2 separate regions of the Homo sapiens genome follow, and region 2 is linked to region 1. The links are chromatin loops, found by intact Hi-C in ENCODE. Cell type or tissue: Calu3. All regions are shown on one strand. Links, peaks and the distances in the headings refer to the core of each region. The heading gives the core; the rest is flanking DNA. Region 1 has its middle 32 kb from the start of COL21A1. Region 2 overlaps COL21A1 (collagen type XXI alpha 1 chain).

Region 1 (9,168 bases), core at 3,204-5,703:
GGGTGTGGTGGCGTGTGCCTGTAGTCCCAGCTACTTGGAAGGCTGAAGTGGGAGGATCCCTTGAACCCAGGAGGTGGAGGTTGCAACGAACTGAGATGGTGTCACTGCACTACAGCCTGGGTGACAGAGCCAGAACCTGTCTCAAAAAACAACAAAACAAAACAAAACTACAAACATTCACATCCTCATAATTACAGTTTTAGTATCTATTAATTGAGGAAATCACCTCACCCCAAGTAATTGGTTGGCTTGCCCCAGGTCGGCCACTCCTGTTATGTTTACTGTTTGATTGCTCTACTGCTGGAGAGAGAGAGAGAGAGAGAGAGAGAGAGAGTGTGTGTGTGAGTGTGTCTACAGATAAAATGCTACCCCTCATCTCTGCCATGCCTTCTGAGACTGCATCCTTTTTGTATTGGAATTTTTGAGTTATGACATATTCTTTCACAAGGTTTATTTAAAAATTTAGTTCCTCCTCCAAATGGCTACTCATAGCTTCGTGAAGTTTGCACACGGTTTTCTTTCATTCATCTGTTGGAAAATGGTCTCATTTTCTTGTTTGTGGTTCTTTCATTTATCACCAGCCCGTCACTGAGCACCAATTACAGAAATGATTTGCTTTTGGTATATGTCTTCCTTTAAAAAACAGTACATATTCATTGTAATTATTTTAAGAATGTAGGAAAGTTGAAGAAGAGAATAAGAATTATTCATAATAGTACTCTCTTGTGCTGTTAACTTGGTGTATTTTAAGTATGCTTTTGTTCCGTGCCTAAATTTATTTGTTAAGTTTGGAGATGGCTTTGTGCTGAATATTTATTCTTTTCCTTTTTTCTCTTAACCTTTATGATGAGATTTTTTTTCTACATGGTTAAATATTTGTCAAAAAACCATTTTAATGACTATATATTATTCTAATACATTTATTTATAATAATTTTTTGGCCACAGTTCCTTGTTGGACATTTTTTTTTTGCTTTTACAAATAATGCTACACTGAGAACCTTGCACATAAATCTTTATGCAAGTCTTGATTCCCTTAAGATAGATAGTTAAAAGTGGAATTACTGGGTTAAAGTGTCCTTACTTCAGAAAGTCTTTTTATACAGATTGCTAAGTTACTTAAAATTTTTTTGAATGTATTTATTGTGTTAGACTGTATTTTGCATACATATTTCTATAACATCTCATTATTGTAATAGAAGTTCCTTCAATGTTTCTTTAAATATGAAGGATTACTTCAAATAAGTACATCTATGCTGAGAAGGCCATTAAAACTTAATAGTAATTCAGGAGACTATTGACACAATTTTTACAAACAGGAGTTTATTAACTCAAGTGGCCATACAATAGGTTTGAATGTGATTTTCAGTAGTGGGGAATCTTACATACTGGATAAGAAATGATTGTTCTTGTTGGGGGACAAATCTATCATCCAGGTAAAGTGTGTGTAGATAATATGTGTCTTTGCAAGATGATTACAATTGACTTATACATTTCTTGGGAAGCTTTTCTATATTGAAAATTGTGTAAGACAAAGGTGTCTGGATTTGATTTATTTAATAAAACCCTCAAACAATGCATCTGGCAGAAGTTTTCAGGCTGTGCAATGTTCTGCATGCTGTTCTGACCACAGAGGAGCTTTCCCATGGTAAACATATGATAGACAAACTTTGAATTATTTATATGGTGTATCTGGCATCCAGGCCTCTTCATCTGACTGAACATATTTCATAATAATAGAACAATAGTATGTGTGGCTCTAGTCCTTGTACCTTTGTCTGTAATTTTAGTTTTTTTCTGGGAATATTTGCTATAAAATTATTTTTTGTTATTATGAAAAAACCATGCGTATGAGAAAAAACAAAATCTTAATGTACAAGAAGAAATTTACTACCATTCCTCAACAGGAACAAATTTCTTGTTTACCTTCTCCAGCTTAAAATTTCCCATTTTTAAAATTCTTTAGAATTCTATTGAAATCCTCATGATACCTACAACTGTAACAAAATTTTGATGGTAATTAATAGAAAGGCTTCCTAAGGTGATTTTCTAGTCTAGAAATACAGACTTTTGTGTATGACCCCAACCAATAGTTGCTTATTTGACATACCTGAAATTTGAAGGCACCAGTGCTTTTAATATTTCTCCAAAAATATTTCGAATGAAAACTTACCACATAGAAAATAGCAATTCTAAAAAACCCACTCTTGACACATCGTCTCACAGCAAAGTTTATTTGGTATTGACAAAAATTTCCTAAGTTTTTCTGGAATTCACTGTTTCTCCTTTTCAAGCTTCTTAGAATGTATTTTTCTATATCTTTCTTATGACACAACTTCTTCTTGTGGTGATGAGTTATTTAATTATAGGCTTTATCTCTTGTGACCAGATGCCATCTAATATATGCCTGTACTCAGTCTTCTACCTAGTCGATGCTCAATTAATACAAGGATCAGGTATTTCTATTATTTCTTAATTTTTCAAACTGAGATCTAGAGGCAACCACTCAAATCACAGGCCATGGAAGTGATGCTTCAGATTAGCAGCACAAAGCTAATGGGGATAAAGAAAGAGACAGACAAATCCATACTGTAATGGTGAAACATTCATCCACTATGCAAGGAGGAGGAATATCAGCAGAATTTGATATTTTACTTTGTAGGTAAGTAAAATTATAAAATTCTGGAAGTATTCTTGGCATCTAAATCTCATGGAACATTTTCTGCTTGTTGAGGTTGATGATAATGATAATAGTGGTGGTTGGGGTGATGCCCACTGTTACCTTTTTGCTTTTCCTCATTGCCATGCTAACTATATGTAAAAAGGACGAAACATGTTCTTAGTACCCTCTTGCAGTTTTTACTATTTATGACTTAAATGTGAAATGGCATTGTAAACTCTAACTTTATAACTGTTATTTGATATTATCATAGTTCATTGAAAGGCAATGATCTTCAAAGACATATGAAAGCTCTCATTTTCTTTTATTCTGTCAGCCCAAACATGCTAGGCTGTGGTCCTGTTTCTGATGTCTTTCCAATTAGGAATTAGGAATAGGAATACTTGGGATATGAAAGCTGGAGGGAAGACAGGGGTTTGAGATGTTGAGCTGTGAGGATCATAGGAAAGTGTGGTGTAGTAGGATGGACACTGGCTTTATAGTCAGGCAGATTTGGGTAAATTACTTTTTTTATCTTTATTTTTTGAGACCGGGTCTCTGTCTGTCGCCCAGGCTGGAGTGCAGTGGCACAGTCATGGCCCACTGCAGGCTTAACCTCTCAGGCTCCAGTGATCCTCCTACCTCAGCCCCTCTAGTATGTGCCGCCACACCCAGCTATTTTGCGTGTGTGTGTTTATTTTTTGTAGAGATGAGGTTTCACCATGTTGCCCAGGGTGGTCTTGAACTCCTGGCTCAATAATCCACCCACATTGACCTCCCAAAGTGTTAGGATTATAGTCGTGAGCCACTGTGCCCAGCCAGGGTGAATTGTTTCGACCCTATAAGGCTCAGTTTCCTGATCTGTAAAGTGATGAGAATAAATCTCTTTCATACAAAAGATTGTGTGCTACATTCCTGGCCTGGTCAAGAAGTATGCAAGCCACAAGTGTTTCCATCTTTCTTCCTTTCTTATATGCTCAGAGTCCTTGATTGGGCTTTTCTGGTAGCGCTTTACTCACCATAAAGACAGGTGAGCCCCTCAAGGGTAGGAATAGTGTCTTGTTCACTTTTCATCTCCAGCGGGCCAGGTCAGTGCTTGGCTGAGAGTGGAGGCTCCATGAGTGATAGTTACACTGAGCTGCATTCAGTTGTGCAAAGAATCCATAATAATATCAGGAATTTGGAGAAGCGTTGAAAAACTTGGAAGGAAGCAGAATCGAGCAATAAAAGCCTGGTCCTGTGCCATCTATCCAAACTTATTTCTTGATAGTTCAGGACTTAGTCAATACTTGTTGAAGGAATGATATTAGCAAGAATATTTGTAAAGGAATCCCACAGGAAAAGCTTGTGGAACTGAAATTAGGTGTCCTAGATGAGTCCTTGGTATGAACTGAACACAATAAATATTCATTGAATCAATGAAAAAAATGATTAAATAAATAGGAGATGTACAACTTGTGGATTGTAGGTAAGTAAAACATTATTTGGAAGGTAACGTATGTAGTGAAAGATGGTAGCTTTTTGTGTTCTGTGTGTGTCTGTATGTGTGTATTTACCACAGTGAGGAAGAGGAGGGTAAAGGAGGGGAGGAAGTGCATTCAGATGAGTCACTGAGGGACTAGGTGATTTATCAGGCTTAACTTCCTTGCATTGCTATTAAACATTAACCTAGATTACTGAAGGAGGTTGGTAGTCTTACAGATAAAGGGAAAGTTATCATCTGAATCACATAGTCAAGATGCAAAGCTATCTGACACTGGTAGTCAGAAGAAGAGATGGCATCTCAGTGTTCTCACTAGTGTATCTTTCTGGTTCAAAGCTGACAGACAATGTTGTTAATCAACATTCACAAAGACTCATTTAAGCACCTCACTTGATTTTTTAAGTGATTAAATGAATGCAGCTTTTATTTTGCACCTGAGATTTCTGAGTCACCCTTAAGTATTTCCAGAATTTTTCCTGCACAATCCTTGAGTTATCAAATCTGACAATTGGAATGGAATGGGCCTCATGAGAGCTGCATTGGAAAGGAGAGGCTGCTGCTTGATTGCCAAGAGAAAGACATTCTGGCCCCTGCTGTTGCTATCAGCAATTCCAGGAACTACAGGAGTCCCAGGCAAAGATGCCTAGCAGCCAACTTCACCACAAACTGTATTAGTCAGTTCTCACATTGCTGTAAATAAATACCTGAGACTGGATAATTTATAAATAAAATATTTAATTGGCTCACAGTTCCACAGGCTGTACAGGAAAAATTATGCTGGCATCTGATTGGCTTCTGGGGAGGCCTCAGAAAACTTACAATCATGGCAGAAGACAAAGGGGGAGCAAGGTGTCAAATATGGCAGGTGCAGCAAGAACAAGAGTGAGGTGGGAGGTGCTAACACTTTTAAACACCCAGATCTCATGAGAACTCACTCACTATAAGGAGATCAGCACCAAGAGGATGGTGCTAAACCATTCATGAGAAACATCTCTGTGATCCAATTACCTCCCACCAGGCCCTACCTCCAACATTGGGGGTTACAATTCAACATGAGCTTTGGGTGGGGACACAGATCCAAACATATCACAAGCCATTGAATCTATCTCAGCCTCATTCTACCCTCACTAATCCCTAGCTCAGCCTAAGCAACTTCATTCTCATGCATGAGCATAATTTATCTAAGGACAAGGAAATTAGAGTATTTCATTACTCTTTCAAGAAGGAAGGTGTTTAGAGAGATGAAGATATTTGCATATTTAGTGGGGTGTTTAATGAGGTATGTGGAGGTTCCAACACAGGTTCAATCATTCACCACCAATCGGTGTGACATGGGGAAATTGCTGCCATGAGCCTCATTTTCTTCATCTGATTGTGACCATGATCTGTTCAGCCAAAGAGTTGTTCTAGAGATCAGTGAAAACAGATGTGAAAGAGCTTTGTAAAATATACCATGCTGCATGAATGCACAAATATGCTTATTTTATAAAGTGCATATCTGAAGGAAAGGAAAAAAGGGAATGGGAAGAAAGAAGTGTCTTGGGCCATATGAAGACTTTAGCTCATTTGGGGAATGGTGGGGTATGCAGTGTTTATAGGCCCCTCCACAGGCCACACAGAATGAGAGAATGAGAGGACAAAGAATGAAGCGCTTATACAAAAGAGCTTTTTTTCTCTCCTCTTCAACCCCCTACTGTCAAACCTTTTGCTCCCTTCTGGCTTGTACACAGGGATGTGTCAGCTGGAATGCTTTTGGAGATCATTAAGTGTAACCCCCAGGCAGTTATCTCACAGTTGTTTAAACATCCCACCATTTATTTTAGCCTATTCACATAAACTGAATAAAGCGGGTCTAATGCTCCAGGGTGTGGATAATGGTGGTAAGAATTCTTATGGGAAAGGAAAGATGAGCGTTTCTGGCACTTGTTTACTTCTGTGTTTGCCAGAGAGAAAATATACAGAAACAATTCCAATCTAAGTGGCACAAAATATCCAAAGTTGTTTTGAAATAAAGACCAGATTTGCAGGAAAAAACTTGCCACTTTGAACAATATCATTATTTTATGCTTCAGCAAATGAAAGATGTTCCAGGAGTCTTTAATGTTGACCAAAATTATATAAAAACATATGAGAATTAACAAATTATGATTTAAGTAGGATTCCCATGCATTTGTGTAATTAGTACAAATACTGTTCCTTTGTCAGAAATATACATGTTAAGTCTGTATCTTAATAACCACCTTTCTGTCTCACTTGAATTCACCAACTATTACTAACATTTTTATGGTTCACATGCTTATCTGTAATTTATTTAGTATTTGCAAATTTCACTGAGAATGTTTAATATCTGAATGACTTACCCAAAATGTGATTTAAAATATGTGGATTTCTAAGATCAAGGAGTTAAGGACATTTAAAAAATCTGCTACACAGTTGTAAAATATCTACAAGAATTGGTATATTTTTATAAATTATGGTGCCACTCTTAACAGGAATGACTATTTAGTGTATTTGGTAGTTATTATGCATACATAGTAGTGCTAATGAAAATACCTCTTGATTAAATGACAATACCTGCTAGAGTGATGTATGCTAGCTGCAGTAACAAACAAGTCTCCAAATGTATAATGGTTCAAGTATTAAAGAATTTAATTTCTCACATAAAGATCAAAACACCACATATTCTCACTCATAGGTGGGAATTGAGCAATGAGAAAACCTGGACACAGGAAGGGGAACATCGCACACCGGGGCCTGTCGTGGGTTGAGGGGAGTGGGGAGGGATAGCATTAGGAGATATACCTAATGTAAATGACGAGTTAATGGGTGCAGCCCACCAACATGGCACATGTATACATATGAAATAAACCTGCACATTGTGCACATGTACCCTAGAACTTAAAGTATAAAACAAAACAAAACAAAAAAACAAAACTTACTGAACAACCGGCTGGGTGTGATGGCTCACACCTGTAATCCCAGCACTTTGGGAGGTCGAGGCGGGCGGATCATGAGGTCAGGAGATTGAGACCATCCTGGCTAACACTGTGAAAACCCATCTCTACTAAAAATAAAAATAAAAATAAAAATAAATTAGCCAGGCGTGGCGGCATGCGCCTGTAGTCCCAGCTACTCGGGAGGCTGAGGCAGTAGAATGGCGTGAACCCGGGAGGCAGAGCTTGCAGTGAGCTGGACCGCGTCACTGCACTCCAGCCTGGGCGACAGAGCGAGACTCTGTCTCAAAAAAAAAACAAAAAAAACAAAAAAAACACAACTCACTGAACAACCAGAATTAGCAAATAAAGTAGAGATGATTTGGATACTTGATGGCAGTTCTGTTTATAAGGAAGCCGTGAATCACCCAGGCCATCTTAAACTATTTGTGACAAGGATCATGCAGGACTTTTGAAAGTGACACGTGTTTTCCAGAAATTGATTTTGAGAAATATAAACTTCTGCCAGAATACCCTGGCGTTCTCTCTGATGTCCAGGAGGAGAAAGGCATTAAGTACAAATTTGAAGTATATAAGAAGAATGATTAATATGAAGGTGTTTTCTGGTTTATTTTAAGTTGTTCCCCCTCTCTCTGAAAAAAGTATGTATTTTTACATTAGAAAGAAAGACTTTTGTTGACTTTAAAAAAAAAAGATCAAAACAGGAAACCTTTTTAAAAATTATTTCAACTTTTATTTGAGATGCAGGGGTACATGTCCAGGTTTGTTGCAGGGGTATATTGAAGCTCTATTGCATGATGCTGAGGTTTGGGGTATGATTGAACCTATCACCCAAGTACTGAGTATAGTACCCAATAGACAGTTTTTCAACCCGTACTCATGTTCCTCCTTCTCCCCTCTGGTAATCCACAGTGTCTATTGTCCCCATCTTTACCATGTGTACACAATGTTTGGCTCCCACTTATACGTGAGAACATGTGGTATTTAGCATTCTGTTCCTGTGTTAATTTGCCTCTGATTTTGGTCTCTAGCTGCCTCCATGTTGCTGGAAAGGACATTTCACTCTTTTTTATGGCTGCATAGGATTCTGTGGTGTGTATATACCACATTTGATTCATCCAATTCACTGTTAATGGGCACTAGATTGATTCCATGTCTTTGCTATTGTGAATAGTGCAGGGATGAACATACACATACATGTATATTTTTGGTAGAATGATTTATTTTTCTTTCTTCATGTACCCAATAATGAGATTGCTGGGTCAAATGGTAGCTCTGTTTTAAATTCTTTGACAAATCTCCAAACTCCTTTCTACAGTCGCTGAAGTCATTTGTATTCCCACCAACAGTGTATAAGCATGCCCTTTTCCCATAGCATTGCCAGAATCTGTCATTTTTTGACTTTTTAATAATAGCCATTCTGACTGGTGTGAGATGGTATCTATCTCACTGTAGTTTAGATTTGCATTTCTCTGATGATTAGTGATGTTGAGCATCTTTTTTTCATATGGTTCTTGGCTGCTTATACAATTTCATCATTGGAGAAGTATCTGTTCATGTCTTTTATCCATTTTTAACGGGATTATTTGTTTTTTTCCTTGTTGATTTGTTTTAGATCCTTATAAATTCCGGATATTAGACCTTTGTCAGATGCACAGTTTGTGAATATTTTCTCCCCGTTTGTAGGTTGTTTGTTTATTCTATTGATCATTTATTTTGCTGTGCAGAAGCTCTTTAATTTAATTAGGTCCCAGTTGTCAATTTTTGTTTGTGTTACAATTGCTTTTGGGGACTTAGCCAAAAATTCTTTGTCAAGGGCAATGTAGAGAAGGGTATCTCCTGTTTTCTTCTAGGATTTTTATAGTTTGAGGTCTTATATTTAAATCTTTAATCTATCTTGGGTTAATTTTCATATATGATGAAAGGCAGGGGTCCAGTTTCAGTCTTCTGCATATGGCTAGTCAGTTATCTGAGCACCATTTACTGAATAGGGAGTCCTTTCCTAATTGCTTGTTTTTTGTCAGCTTAGACAAAGATCAGATGGTTGCAGTGTGGGACTTTATTTCTGGGTTC
Region 2 (9,168 bases), core at 2,544-5,043, 120 kb after region 1:
GTGTTTAGGAGCTTGGACCCTGGAGTGGAACTGGTTGGATTTGAATCCCATCTCTATCACTGCTGTGTGACCTCAGGCAACTTACCTAACTTTCCTGGCCCTCAGTTTTCCTACACAGAAAATGGGAATAATAAAAGTATCTGCTTCATAGGATTATTACGAGAATTCGCTAACTCAATATATGCAAATCTGTTGGACCAGTGCTTAGCACATAACAGTCAATAAAGGTTGAGTGTCAGCTTTTATTAACAGTAATAAAATTGGCTTTCTCTCCAGTCAGCTAAATTAATTAGGATTTTACTTTATTCTTCCAGTTTTATAGGAACAATACCAAACCTACCTGAGTTTTTGCGAATAACTTAGTGACAGCAATAATCAAAATAACCAGTAAAATCTAACAGCAATAGCAGAACCTACAAGAAATTATTTTCTTCTTGGGGCTGTTGACCAGTGTCATAAAGACTGTTGACCAGTCTTTATGAAGTCACATTGGATTTATCTTGTGGGTAATTTTTTCATTTGGGAACTTAATTTTGATTAACTGAAAACATTATTATTAAATATCTTTTTTATAATTGTATGCAGCATAAAAAGCACAAGTCCCTTTTCCGTGCCAAATTTTTATTTCAGCCTGATGATGATAGAGATTAAACCCTGTCAAATCCTTTTGATATCTTAGGTTTTGCTGATAATTGATATTCTACAAATGAGTGGGTAAATGACAGATTGTATTTGAAGCATATCAGACAAAAAGTAGTTATTGAATCTCTACTTGATACCCAGCATTGTACCAAAAAAAAAAAAAAAAAAAAGTAAGGCCAGGCATGGTGGCTTACACCTGTAATCCCAACACTTTGGGAGGCAGAGGTGGATGGATCATGAGGTCAGGAGTTCAAGACCAGCCTGGCCAACATGGCGAAACCCTGTCTCTACTAAAATTATAAAAATTAGCTGAGCATGGTGGCGCATGCCTGTAATCCCAGCTGCTTGGGAGGGTGAGGCAGGAGAATCACTTGAACCTGCGGGGTGGAGGTTGTGGTGAGCCAGGATCATGCTATTGCACTCCAGCCTGGGTGACGGAGCAAGACTCCGTCTCAAAAAAAAAAAAAAAATGTAATTCAGACTTTGCTACAGTCTCAATCCAAGTGATAAATGAAGACTAACCAAGGGAAAACTTTGAGAAAACACTAGTTATGAATAAGTGATTTAAGAGCTATCATAGCATTTCAGTAGAAAAAGACACCAGGAAAAAATGGAGTAAGAAAGTTGCAGTGAGGATAATTTTCTCTTATTAACTCTAGAGTGGAAAAAGAGGAAAATTTATTCCAGGGAAAAGAAAAACATGGAATTTCTTGAAAGGCAGCAAGTCCAATCAGCACATGGATAAGGAAGGATGGCAGGGAGGCTGGAGATTAATGTGCACCTTCTCAAAACAAGAGAGAAATTCTAACTCCCTAGAGACACAGAAAGTTGTTTCCTAATGCCCAGCCACCACTGCAAGTCCTTGGATTAGAATTACAAATTACATTTATTCAGCGAGACATTACATGGTTCAGCATTATTTTCCCCCCTTGGATTTACGGCTCTTCTTTCTGTCTTTTAAAAATGACATTTCCCTTCTTCTCAAGCCTTTCCTCAAGCTAAGCCTCTTGGGGGGCAGCTGCTAAGTGAACAGCTCATCCCTGCTTTATTGGTTCCTTATTAGAGTTCACTTAGTTCTTTCCATTTTTTTTCCTGTTGTTTCAGGAACAAATTTCCCTAGCCAGGAGTCTGAAGTAGTATTTCCATGAAATTTGGCTCTGTAATAGTACCCTTAATCACAGGGTAGGTGACTGATTTCTATGTGAATGATTTCTTGATAAAAAATAGTAAAGAGATCAGGCTCAGTAGTTCACAACTGTAATACCACCACTTTGGGAGGTTGAGGAGGGAGGATCACTTGAGCCCAGGAGTTCAAGACCAGTCTGGGCAACATATGAGACCCCACCTCTACAAAAAATATGAAAATTAGCTGGGCATGATGGCTTGTACCTGTAACCCCAGCTACTTGGGAGGCTGAGGTGGAAGGATCACTTGAGCCTGGGAGGTTGAAGCTACAGTGAGCTGTGATCACACCACTGCACTCCAGTCTGGGTGACAAAGCAAGACCCCATCTCAGAAAAAAAAAAAAAAAAAAAAAAGAAAAAAAAAAAAGAAAAAACCCACGAGTGAAGAATTAATAGAAATCATGTGCATCTATATAGGAACACCCTGATACTTACGGCAGTGACTTCATATTTTTCAGCAGGATGCTCCATTTAGACTTCACGAATTCAGAGATAGATACCTATGATATTTTTTAGTATTTTTTAGAATTAAATTATAAAACACCCTCACCTCACAAAAAGTGTTGCTTTCATGTTTTTTTTACATGGATGGTGACCATCTGAATGGTCAGTACTGGCCATTGGGCAACACGCAAGAGTTCCATAGAGTGTGACTGAGCTCATTGCCATGTGGTATTAAACAGTGTTCTTTAAAGATCTTAGGTTTTTGAGGATAAAGTTTTTTTTCTTCATTTAAATATTACATGTATTCAAGAATTATGGGACTTGGAATAGGGTTGTTTGGCCTGGGCCTTGCTCTCATAGTAATATTATGTTAATCTGAGATTGCAAGTATAGACAGTAACACAGCAACACACTTACAGGATTGAAAGAAATGATAGTCATGCAGCTTTAAACTTGAATTCTACATGAGAGATCACATGGTCTACAGACTATTTTTAAAATAAATATGAGTTAAGTTGTATTATAGGACATCGATATCTATATATGTAGAACCTATACGATATAATTAAGTCTATAGGCTGGGTGCAGTGGCTCACCTAGCAGTTTGGAAGGCTGAGGCAGACAGATCACTTGAAGTCAGGAGTTCAAGACCAGACTGGCAAACATGGTGAAACCCCATCTCTACTAAAAATATAAAAATTAGTTGAATATGGTGGCACATGCCTGTAGTCCCAGCAACTCGAGAGGCTGAGACAGGAGAATCTCTTTAACCCAGAAGGTGGAGGTTGCAGTGAGCCGAGATCGCATCACTGCACTGCAGCCTGGGTGACAGAGCAAGACTCCATCTCAAAAAAAAAAAAAAAAAAAAAGTCTTATGAGTCAAATATTGCTATCATGGAGACCATATTTGCTATGTCACTTTACAGTTCGTTCAGAATTCTAAAAATGTATCCTACCATAAATGTGCATATTTTGCATCAGTGGAAAATACTTTACTTGCTATAGTTATACTTGGTGTGGTCACATAAATAAATCATTGAAAGTTCAGTATAATAAAATGCATTATTTATTAAGTAAGCATTTAAAATATGGCTTTTTTTTTTTACTTTTGTTTTTAACATACAAAAAACCTCAAATAATGGAATTGGTTTTGAACTTTTATTGATCCTGACTGCACCAATGTGGCTGGTTGTTTTGTACTCAAAAGTTTGTTTGCTTCCTGCTTAGGGTGACCCTGGACTGCCTGGGAACCCTGGCTACCCTGGACAACCTGGTCAAGATGGTAAGCCTGTGAGTACTGAAAGCTTAGTCATCTCCGGTATATCTGGGATTACAGTGTCAAAGTAAAAGTTTTGCTGAGCAAATCTAAACAGACAAGGAAAGCTTTATTCATGACTGCTGCCATAGGAAGGAGAGACTGAACTCAACTCTGTTGGAACGAAAGGAGCTAGGGTGTGTGAGCACTAGGACAAGTTAATGGAAAAGTAGTAGAGGACTTTAGATGGGAGGTTGATCAGTATAGGCTTAAGCACATTGAGTTATTCCACAGTTTGCAAATGTTTTCCTCTGTGATCAGGCCATCTCCCTTTACTAATTGGTGCTCATCAAAGTTAGGTACACACCCTCCCTCACAGACTGGAAGATAGTGGGGACACTATCTTCCTTGATGATTACATTTCAAAGGGGTGGCTCTCAGGTCCTTGAGAAAGACATTTCTGGGTTATAAAATTGACAAGTAGCTTTTTAGAGTATTTACATTTCAGAGGAGCAGAGAAGGAATTTACAATTTTAAGTCCTCTAAAGCAAATGCTCTAAGGAAAAGGGAGGTCAGGGATCCACAGTCAGGAAGAAAGCTGCCTAAGTTTAGTCAAGTTGAAGAGAATGTTAAGGCCAGCTTGGGAAGAGAGTTAGTGTTCTAGTCAGCTTTTAGTTATCTTACTTCAAAATTGCATACATCTTTGCTGCAAAGAAAATATTGTCCAGTGAGTTCTCAGTATCATGAAGGGCTGGTTTTAGAAATTCTATTGTCTTTTCTCTGCACATCTGTGGAAGCTTTCAAATTAAAAACACTTTTAAAGGTAATGTTATTTTCCTAATAATGTATACACTGGGATATATTTATAGTCTGACTAAAAAATACAATATCCTCTAAGGCTCAAGGAAACTTAGAGATGTAAAGGGAACATAAATCAACTTTAAAGCACTTTAGGCAAATATTTACAGTTAAGTCACTATCAGCATGTTTATAAGAGTAAACACGAAGAATTAGCTTTTGGCTGGGCATGGTGGCTCACGCCTATAATCCCAGCAATTCACAAGGCTTAGGTGGGTGGATCACTTGAGACCAGCAGTTTGAGACCAGCCTGGCCAACTTGGTGAAACCCCATCTCTATTAAAAAAAAGAAATACAAAAATTAGCTGGGTGTGGTGGCACACACCTATAATCCCAGCTACTTAAGAGGCTGAGGCACAAGAATCACTTGAACACGAGAGGCGGAGGCTGCATGAGCTGAGATCATGCCAGCCTGGGTGACAGCACAAAAGTCTGTCTCAAAATAAAATGAAAAGGAATTAGCTTTTGAATGTTTGAATGTCAAATTATAATTGTCACCAAAATGAAGCATTTCCTGAGATTTTCTTTATCATGAGGCATTAATTCTTACCACGAAAGAGTGGGAATGTTTACATTGTGAATCAAAATTGTTCGAGGAATGAAAGAACCATAGATATAATGTGAAATCATCAATACCTTAACCATGAGGATGAAAGAGTTGCTTAAGTTCCTGAGAGAGATTTCCTAAGAAATTAAAAAACAAGAAATAAAACAAACAAACAAAAAAAACCACAACTAGCCAGATTTTGAAGAAGTAGTAATGTGCTGAGGCTTTTTATACTAGGGAAATGTGCTGCATGGGAAGAGGATGGATAAACAGGTAAACCTCTCTAGAGAAAGATTATCCAAAAAGGGAGGTTAATTATCCTTAGCAAACTAACACAGAAAATGAGATATTGCATCTTCTCACTTATCACTGGGAGCTAAATCATGAAAACATATGGACGCATAGAGGAGAACAACACACACTGGAGCTTATTGGAAGGTGGAAGGTGGGAGGGGGGAGAGGGTCAGGAATAATAACTAATGGGTACTAGGCTTAATACCTGGGTGATGAAATTATCTGTGCAACAAATCCCCATGACACAAGTTTACCTATGTAACAAACCTGCACATGTACCCCTGAACTCAAAAAAGAAAAAAGAAAGCAAACTTGGGGAAATTTTTTTTTTCTTAAAAAGTAGGGAGGCTGAAGGGGTAAACAAAAGTGGTAGCCACCTGGAAATGCAGAGAGCTAAGGTGATGTTGTGTGGTTGTTGGGGCAGCATTTTTTCAGCTGACACACAGGGATTCAGAGTGTGAGGGCAATCTACTTAGGGACTTTGAGAAAGACAGTGATTTGATCTGTTTTATGATTTAGAAGGATAAATATAAATGCTATTTGGAGAGTAGATTATATGGGGGCAAGAGTAGAAGAAAGGAGACTATGCAGGAGGTTGTTTCATGATTGTGAGTGGTAAGAGTAGTTTGTACTAGGGTGATACGGTGGGAGAATGGAGAAGTAGTCAGATTCTGGGTTATTCTTAATGGAAAGCTGACTAGAATTGCTAGCAAATTTAGATATAGGATATGAAAGGAAGAGAGGAATCAAAGAAGAATCAAAGGAGTATAGCTTGAGCAACTGGGTGAATTGTGGTGCCATTTACTGTACTGGGCAAGACTGGGGGAGACAGAAGTTTTATAGACATGTCTTAGTCCATTTTCTGTTGCATAACAGAATGCCACAGACTAAGTAATTTATAAAGAAAGGTTTATTTGGCTCATGATTCTGCAGGCTGGGAAGTCCAAGAGCATGACACTAGTATTTGGCAAGGTCTTGGCAGAAATTATCACAAGATGAGAGTGTGAGTGAGAGGTAGTGGAGTGGGAGTGAGCAGGAGAACAAGGGGGTCAGTCATCCTTTTTATCAAGAATTCACTCCCTTGGTAACTAACCCACTCCCACAATAAGTGTCTCCATGACCTAACTACCTCTTAAAGCCCCACATATTATTACTGTTACAATAGTAATTAAATCTCAATGTGAATTTTCAAGGGGGCAAGCATCCAAACCATAGCAGGGGGGAATTGGGACTATATTTTTGGACAGGTTGGAGGTGGCCAGTTGGGACTTATTTTCATGCAGATGTATGCAAAACCATGAGAGTGGATGAGATCACTTAGGAAGTGAATACAAATAAATAGAGAAGAGAAGGTGGCAGGGGACTGACCACAGGGCTCTCTTACAGGTGAAAAAGAGAAAGTGGGTCCAGCCCAGGAATTTGGGAAGGACTTATCGGTGAGATGGGAGGAAAACCAGGGAAGTGTCATCCTATTAGGTGTGTTATTGTTGTCAAGAGATCCAGAAGAATGAAGCCTAGACTAGACCATGGATTTGCTACACAGGAGTATTTGAGGACCTTGATGAGTAGGATTTCAGGGAGGGTAGTACAAACAACAGATTGAAATGAATTAAGCACAGAGAGGGAGATAAGAAAAATGGTGAAAGTGAATGTAGATTTTTTTTTTTTCTGAGAGATATAAAAGGAAGCAGAGACCCAGAGCAGTAGAATTGGGGCAATGTTTTAAAGTCAGGGTTTTTAAAAAATGGGAGATATTGTAGCATGTTTTTATAATGATGAAAATGAGGCAAAAGAAAAAAATGAAAGTTTGGAAGATAGGGGATATTTTCAGGAGGAAAATCCATAGGCAGGTTGGAGGGCGTTGATTCTAGTTAGAAAAGTAGAGCTTGGCCTGGATGGAGAGTGTGGGCAATTAAATCTTTATATGAGACAGAAGTCAAGCTGATAGCACTGAAATAGCTAAGTAGGCTATTTTGGGGGAATTTAATTGAGGGAATTATCATAAGACAGCTTCTATTTGAATGAAATTGAATTGAAGGAATAGACTCCAAACCTAACCTCTCCTCTTTTGTATTTATCTTCGACCCCCATTATATGCCAACATTTGCCTTATAATTTCCCTTATAACCCATTCCTTTCTCACTTTTACTTAAGATGTCATATGACTTTATTGCATTTCCTCACTGCAATTCTTTAATCTCACTGAAGATACTTCCCTGAGGTCCTATGTGAGTTTCGCCCTAATTACACTGGGTGAGCTGAGTTTTATAAATGTGAGCCTCCTTAGCCTGCAGACCCCTTTCCTGGGACCTACTTTTTCTGTGACTGGCAGCTGAAGTGCTGTACTGACTCCAGAGCCAATGCAGTTCACACACTGATGTCATCTGCTCATGCCTAATAATGACACAGAGCTCCCAGATGGCACTGCTAAATTATTTAGGTCTTCTTTTTAGTGATAAAAAAATCCTGGGTAATGTTTGGAAGTGAGTGCTGAGCAGGCCTTCCACAGGCTATCAGCCCTTGGTTTTCTTTGTTTAAAAAAAAAAATCTTCCCATGCATGAAGCACTGGAGGTGAATTATTGTTAGCCTGATATAATACTCATGGATATTACTCTATGACTCTGACTAAGTTATAATAGAATTATTTATTGCCTCATCTCATTTAGTACATGTATGTGTTTTGGTGTCTGTGTGTATGATTTTATATATAGATAACTATGGTAGTATCTGATAGTAGTCTCAAAGAAAAACACAACTGTGGTAGGAAGAATAATGGTCCCTCAAAGATGTCCACATCCTAATCTTTAAGACCTGTAAATGTGTTACTTTACATGCAAAAGGAACTTTGCAGATATCATTAATTTAATGATCTTGAGATGGGAGATTGGCCTGGATTATCTGGGCAGCCAGATATAAACACAAAAGTCTTTATAAAAGGGAGGCAGGAGTGTCAGAGTCAGAGAAAGAGAGTCTGTGATGGAAGCAGAGAGCACAGTGAGGTAATCGTGAGCCCAGGAACAATGGCAGCCTCTAGAAGCTGGAAAAGGGAAGCTCCCCTAGAGCCTCCAGAAAGAATGCAGTCTGGCTGGTACCTTAATTTATCTAAGATTCCTTTCAGACTTCTGACCACTGAAACTGTAAGGTAGTGAATTGGTGTTGTTTTAAGCTGCTGTGTTTGGGGTAATTTGTTATAGCAGCAGTAGGAAACTGATACATCAGCCCAAATCCTGTCTTCCCAAAGGTATGACTTTTTCTTAAATATCCAGCCCCTCCCCGCAGTGTCTCCCTACTTCCCCCATATTTCTTTTCCTCTGTAGGGAATGTGACGTTGGGTGGTCAGGCAGGAAGAACAAGCAAGCCTGGGAGCCAAAACAGCTGAGGGTCATTAGTATGTGTTCAAGGCCAGCACCCAGTGGGAGTGGGTAGGTGTGGGTGGGGCCTCTGGCTGGCTATTGGAGCCATCTGGACCAAGGAAACTTGGAAGGAACAATTTGAAGGGAATTCTGCTTTGTTTGGACTTGTTTCTGTGCAACCCCCCTCAATAAGCTATTTGAATCTCTTTCACACATTATAACCAGGCCAAGCCAACTGAAACTTTAAATAGGAAATTATTCCACTCTGGAGAAATACTAATTTTCATAATTGAAAAGTGCCTTCAACCAAAATTAAAGAGCTATTTCAGATCCTTCCATTTCTTTCTCAGTTCTTTGTCAGTTAAATAACCTCTATTATCACAGTGTCTGAATATATTATTGCTTTACAATTTTAACATTACAAAAGAGGTAGGGGAAATATTTATATATCCTGCCAGGTAATTCAGAGGAGTACAGCTACTGAAGGCATTACAGAGATTTATACATTGATTTGTTAAAGAAGGCCATATGTGGAAATAGCACTAGCTTATGAGTTTATAGAAGTTTATATTTTTACAGTGCTCATTTCT

The links. A loop is a pair of places that touch in the nucleus more often than their neighbours do. Peaks named below come from ENCODE experiments on the same cell type or tissue, not always from the same donor. Only the 100,000 strongest peaks of a DNase experiment are listed, where the experiment ranks them.
Region 2: a loop joins it to region 1, with 2.8 times the contacts of the local background. A loop is called at or near these places in 2 of 110 quality-filtered maps.

Annotation. Positions count from the first base shown.
Region 1 is chr6:56,275,041-56,284,208 of GRCh38, reverse strand. It overlaps a transcript of COL21A1 not described here and the pseudogene DHFRP6. Among named protein-coding and RNA genes, the nearest start is that of COL21A1, 32 kb to the right of the region's middle. RefSeq lists enhancers at 4,454-4,955, 5,677-6,184. In Calu3, for the core only: no CTCF peak of the experiment used is centred there; DNase peaks (open chromatin) are centred at 4,288 and 4,738.
Region 2 is chr6:56,151,279-56,160,446 of GRCh38, reverse strand. COL21A1 (collagen type XXI alpha 1 chain) reads left to right here. Exons shown (of 30, transcript NM_030820.4): 10 at 3,498-3,560. Among named protein-coding and RNA genes, the nearest start is that of COL21A1, 92 kb to the left of the region's middle. In Calu3, for the core only: no CTCF peak of the experiment used is centred there; a DNase peak (open chromatin) is centred at 3,536.